Regions from separate parts of the Mus musculus genome. Here region 1 is linked to region 2. Evidence: chromatin loops called from intact Hi-C (ENCODE). Cell type or tissue: gastrocnemius. All regions are shown on one strand.

Region 1 (2,500 bases), 60 kb before region 2:
ACCTCCAAACTTTGTCTCCATCACAAACTTCCCTGACTTGCCTTGGCTTCTTCCCGCCTCACCTTGGGACACCTGAAGCCAGCCGTCCCTGCAAACCACTTTCCTCCTTTTACTTCCCACAGCTTACTTCCCCAGACCAGGGAGGAGGCCCTGGGTGCGGAGGCTTAGCCGCGGCTAACCTGTGCCCGTAGGCCCTCGCCGCGGTCTAACCTCGGCTTCTCCTCTCCAATCCCGTGGGCTGATCCTGTCTTCTGTCTACATCCATGCACAAACCTAAGTGTCTAGCCTGAGCGCGCTGCGACTGGGGCAGCGGCGGAGGGCGTCTTGGCACCTTCGGGGCGCTGGGCTGACTCCGGCCCGCGCGCTTTCTGAAGTGGCGGCGTCCGAGGGACGCAGCGCTGAGTTTCCACACTTCCCTAACCCGCTGGCCACTGGAGCTCCAGAGGGTGGGGTGGCCGTACGAAGCTCGGACGGCAGGCCTGGAACGCTAACCAGTCCTGGGGATGACACCACTAGCGTTCGCATGCAGGGCTCGGCCTGGCTGCCGCTCCCCCCCCCCCCCCACACACACATAGGCCAGACTTGTCCCGGGGTGCGGGCCCTGGGGACCCAGTGTGGATGTCCCCAGCTTCCTCCCAGTTGCCAGATCCTCCCTGAGCGTTCCAAGCGCTGCGACTCTCGGCAAACTTTCTTTGGGGAGCCCCGCTGGGTGTCAGGCGCACCCAGACGAGTGACAGCAGCTAAGAAGACGCCGGAGGGGCGATCGGGCCCGTGAGTCTAGCTCCACCGACCCGCGGCAGGCCGAACCCTCCTCCGAGCTCCAGTGGCTACGCTGCGGTGGCCCCGGAGACCCCGTTGGGTTCCAGTGGCTGCCCCTCAAGCTGTACGTGAGCTCCGGCAGGCGCGCCCACCCCTCCCCCTGCGCGCCCTCCTCCCCGCCCCCCGGAGCCGTCAGTCCACCCGAGTCCCCGCGGGCCACCCGGAGCTCACCTTTCATCGCTGCGATCACAAAATACATCCTTTACGCCGCGGTGCGGAGAGCGCAGGGAGAGCCGACCGTCCGACCCCGGAGCCCCCTCTTGCCGCCGCCGCCCGAGCCACAGCAGCAGCTGCCGCAGCTGCCCGCCCGCCGAGAGCCATCCCGAGCCATAAGAGGCTCCATGTGACCGGCTGACATCACGGCCGCCGCTCTGTTTACACCGCGCCCCTCCGCTTCCTCCCGGGGCGGGAGCAAGAGGCGGGAGGCGGGTGCGCCTGGGCGCCGCGCTCCGCCCCCGCGGGCAGGTGACCGGGAACGGCCCACCCCGACACAGTGCTGCCCCCCTGCGCTCCCAGGGGCCCGCACCAAAGTCCCTCGCCACCTCTTTACTAACCGATCACCTGTGGCGGCCCGGAAGCTCTCTGCCTTGCCTCTGACCACTTTCCACACTCCCTCCCGCTACCCCCCTCCCCCTGGCACTTCAGCTAAGCACCCTGATGCCTCTTTCAGCTCAGTTCCAGAACCCTTCTCAGTGACAAAAACACTGAATGATTAACCCCAAAGAAGCTTTCCGTCTGAGGAAGCTACAGTCTCCCTCTTGTCCCAGGGCATCCCAGCCCCCAGGCCCGGAACTGACACCAGTTTTGGGACGGAGCAAGCCCCCTCGTAAGACTTTCAGGACTCACCCAGCTCACAGCATCCAAGGTCGTAGTTCCGGGCTGCGTACTCCCGCAGCATCCCGCATTCAAGACAGCCTGTATATGTAAGACTGGAAAACCATGTCTGCCTGCTAAATGAGCTCCAGGTGCCAGACAATTTGAGCCACTGGTCCCCAGGCTCATCCTATCTAGAAGTCTCTCCAGAAAACCCATCTCCAAGTGGAAAGGGCGCTAGTTTTCTAACCTCAAAGATAAGACGTGGCATTTTAAACAGAAGAAACAACAAACAACACCGGTAGCCATACCATTCACCTTACAACCGAGATTTAATTCCCTCCAATGTTTGAAACTTTTTACTGCATTTACGTAAATCATGGTTTTATTTTTGTTCCCAGATGAATCTCTTTATGCTGAATTTCAAGACTACTTACCAGGCTTCCGCTTTACTTAAAACGTTGGCAACTATGCCTACAGTATTGCGCATAAAAGGGGGGAAAAATCTACTAAGCCAAACTTGCTTACCTAGTGCAGATCTGAGACAGCCCCCACCCTCTGATGATCAAACAGGAAGGATTCTAATATTTCTCTTTCCATGGAACCAAGCTAGCCTTGACCCTGTGTTGTGGCGGTAATTTAGAACACATGCAGACATCTAGCCCCATAACAAAGATTCAGATCTGTTCATTCCCCCTCCCAACCCCCATTTCAAGGAAAAAGAAATGTTTTCCAAACATTTACACAGTTCTAGGATTGGAATGGTCAGAAAACGTCATTGTCTTTTAGTTAAGCTATGGCCTTACAAAAATGTTTGATTTCAGACACATTCATCCCCAAGTAGGTTTTTTTTTTCCTTTAGAATTTT
Region 2 (2,500 bases):
GGCATGTTCTTCCACATGCATTTTTGAACCAGGTAACTGGTGGTAGGAAATATTTATGATAGAAGAAGAGTCTAGCAAGAAGTGAAATTAGCCATTTCCATTTAAAATTTACTTGGGTGGTGTGGCCTTGAAGGCCATGTGGTTGTTCCATTAGTTCTAGTACATTCCATGACCACGACTGCTAAACTTCCTATGTACACTGTACTAACTCTAGGCTCCATTTCTGTGCTTCCTAGGCGTTTCTCTATGGTCCCTTTGTGCTTAGATTTGCTTCGTGAGCTTCTTCCTTTAGTCTCTGCACTCCCGAAACATGCTCAGGTTCAGACTCAGGAGGTGCCACACAAGCTTGGAGGCCTGAACCAGGAGAGAGTGCACCTGGTTGTAAAGCCAGCAACGCTGTGTGGACTTGGGGATCCCGCCCCTTTTTCCTTGGTCAAACCTTGGCATAATCACTTAGCAGATTCATTGCTAACTGTTCATTGCTAGCAGTTATTGCACAAACCGAGCAAAGGGCCCATGGTCCTGAGTGAGGCAAGAGTGAGAAGGCAAGAATGGAAATCACGTGAGAACAGTGGGTGGAGCTACAACCTTCAAATTCTCATCCTTGCTGTGGTACTGTCTGTGTTTTGATCGCAGAGGTTTTTCCAAGGAACAAAACTTTTCAGAAAGAGAAAGGCTTTAGAAATTGCATTAGGTCCAAAACGTACTTGAAAACATCACGTGGGGTGTTTTCGAAAGGGGAGTCCACACTGGGGAGGCCACCCATTATTTAAATAGAGACTTATCTGTGTTCAAGCCTACCCTCACTGGGCATAGCCAAAGCATCAGCTTCTGCCTACCATAGCTGTCCTCAGGACCCGTGGGCTCATACTCCAGAGGCAGGTGGGTTGACCTCAGGGATCAGGGGAGGAGGAGGAGGAGGAAGAAGAGGAGGAGGAGGAGGAGGGAGGTAGGTATTGCAGGTTGCCAGGGCAGGTGGCTGTGGAGAGAGGTGTGTAGTCACCGAGTCTTATATAATGGGGATGGGGAACAGAGACCAGAGAGGATGACTTTACCGGAGGCAGATGCTGGGAGGAGTTAGCACAACAGACCAGTGTCTCCTTTGTGTACAAGGGAGGATGTGGGTGTCTTCTGAATACAGTCCTGATAGAGGTTGGGTAAATTAAAACTTTCGTGTGCATTCCACTTGCTTTTTGTGTAATAGTATCTGAGTGTGCGTGCCCACGAGTGAGCATGCACATGGAGGCCAGAAGCTGACACTGGGTGCCTTTCTCCGTCACTTACCACCATACGTTTGAGATGGAGTCTTTCACTGAGCCGGGAGCTCAGTGATTCAGCTGGCCAGCACCACTCCAAGGAGCCTCCTGTCCTTGCCCCTGCCCCTAGTTCCTTCCACTCCGCTTTAAACACGTGAAAACATTCAGGCCTCCTGGCCTCAGTAGAACTCACTGTGAACTTTGACGGGGGTCAGAGGAGCCTTCATCTCAGGCTGCGGAGGCTTTATCTGAAATGCAGGCAATCAGGAGTGTGCAGGATTTCTGATATTTTGGGCATATTTGCATATACTTATAAATAGGTAATTCTATACAGCAATTTTTAAAATGTGCCTGCCTTTCTATCTCAATGAGGTCAGGTGTAGAACATTCTAGATGTGGCAGGCTGTGCTCCAGAGGTTTTGGGCTTTGGGCTTAGTAGAGATGCTTAGATTATATCATTTCTTAACTTCATTTTGTTCTTAATTTTTATGATTTCTTTTTTAGATTAATTTAGTGTGTGTGTGCGCGCGCGTGCACGTGTGCATGTATACACACCACAATAGGTATTTGTGTGGTAATTAGAGGACAACTTTCAGAATTCCTCCCGTGATGTGGGTCTTAGAGATCCAAGTCAGGTCACCAGGCTTGGCAGGGAAATTCAAGCCTTTGGTGTACATAGATCATTTTCTTTGCAAATCTGGCTAGCAAAATATTGGGCTTAAGTTCATATTTTTTAATTATGGGAAAGCATGGTAACTGATCTTTTGTGTGCCCTGTGTAAACGTTTGTGCAGAAGGACTGAGGTGGGAAAAGCCACCTTACAGAGTAAGCACAGAAAACAGGTTGTCATAACTCATGAGGGGGACAAATGCAGCATATTCTAAGAAGGGCACACATGTTAAAGCATGTTTGTCATGAAATCTGACCATATCCATCTCCTAAAAACCAGCCTTCCCAGGAAGAGAATCTGTCCCCATTTACCTTGGAAAAGGCTCTTATTTTTATTTATAATTAGCCTAGTCTGATGATGAAAACAAAGGCCTATCCATCCTTTACACTCTGTAGGCATCCCGACTCTTTAGGTGGCAGAGGGAAGAGACTCCCAGCAATCAATCCCTGGTGTAGTTGTGCTGAGCACACAGAGGCAGAGGAGCCAAGCAAGGTAACTCTACCACACACTTACCGCTTAACCTTGCAGCTGGTAGCAGGGCACAAGCCTGTTGCCAACTCCCGAAGAATGCTTT

Evidence for each region. A loop is a pair of places that touch in the nucleus more often than their neighbours do. Peaks named below come from ENCODE experiments on the same cell type or tissue, not always from the same donor. Only the 100,000 strongest peaks of a DNase experiment are listed, where the experiment ranks them.
Region 1: it touches region 2 in a loop (8-fold over the local background); 2 of 42 quality-filtered maps call a loop at or near these places.

The regions. Positions count from the first base shown.
Region 1 is chr9:69,288,539-69,291,038 of GRCm38, reverse strand. The region is part of intron 2 of Rora (RAR-related orphan receptor alpha); the gene reads right to left. Among named protein-coding and RNA genes, the nearest start is that of Gm46153, 16 kb to the left of the region's middle. In gastrocnemius, a CTCF peak has its summit at 1,325; DNase peaks (open chromatin) are centred at 385 and 1,189; H3K4me3 peaks cover 1,930 bases; H3K27ac peaks cover 2,078 bases.
Region 2 is chr9:69,228,100-69,230,599 of GRCm38, reverse strand. The region is part of intron 2 of Rora (RAR-related orphan receptor alpha); the gene reads right to left. Among named protein-coding and RNA genes, the nearest start is that of Gm46153, 76 kb to the left of the region's middle. In gastrocnemius, no CTCF peak of the experiment used is centred here; no DNase peak of the experiment used is centred here; H3K4me3 peaks cover 400 bases; H3K27ac peaks cover 752 bases.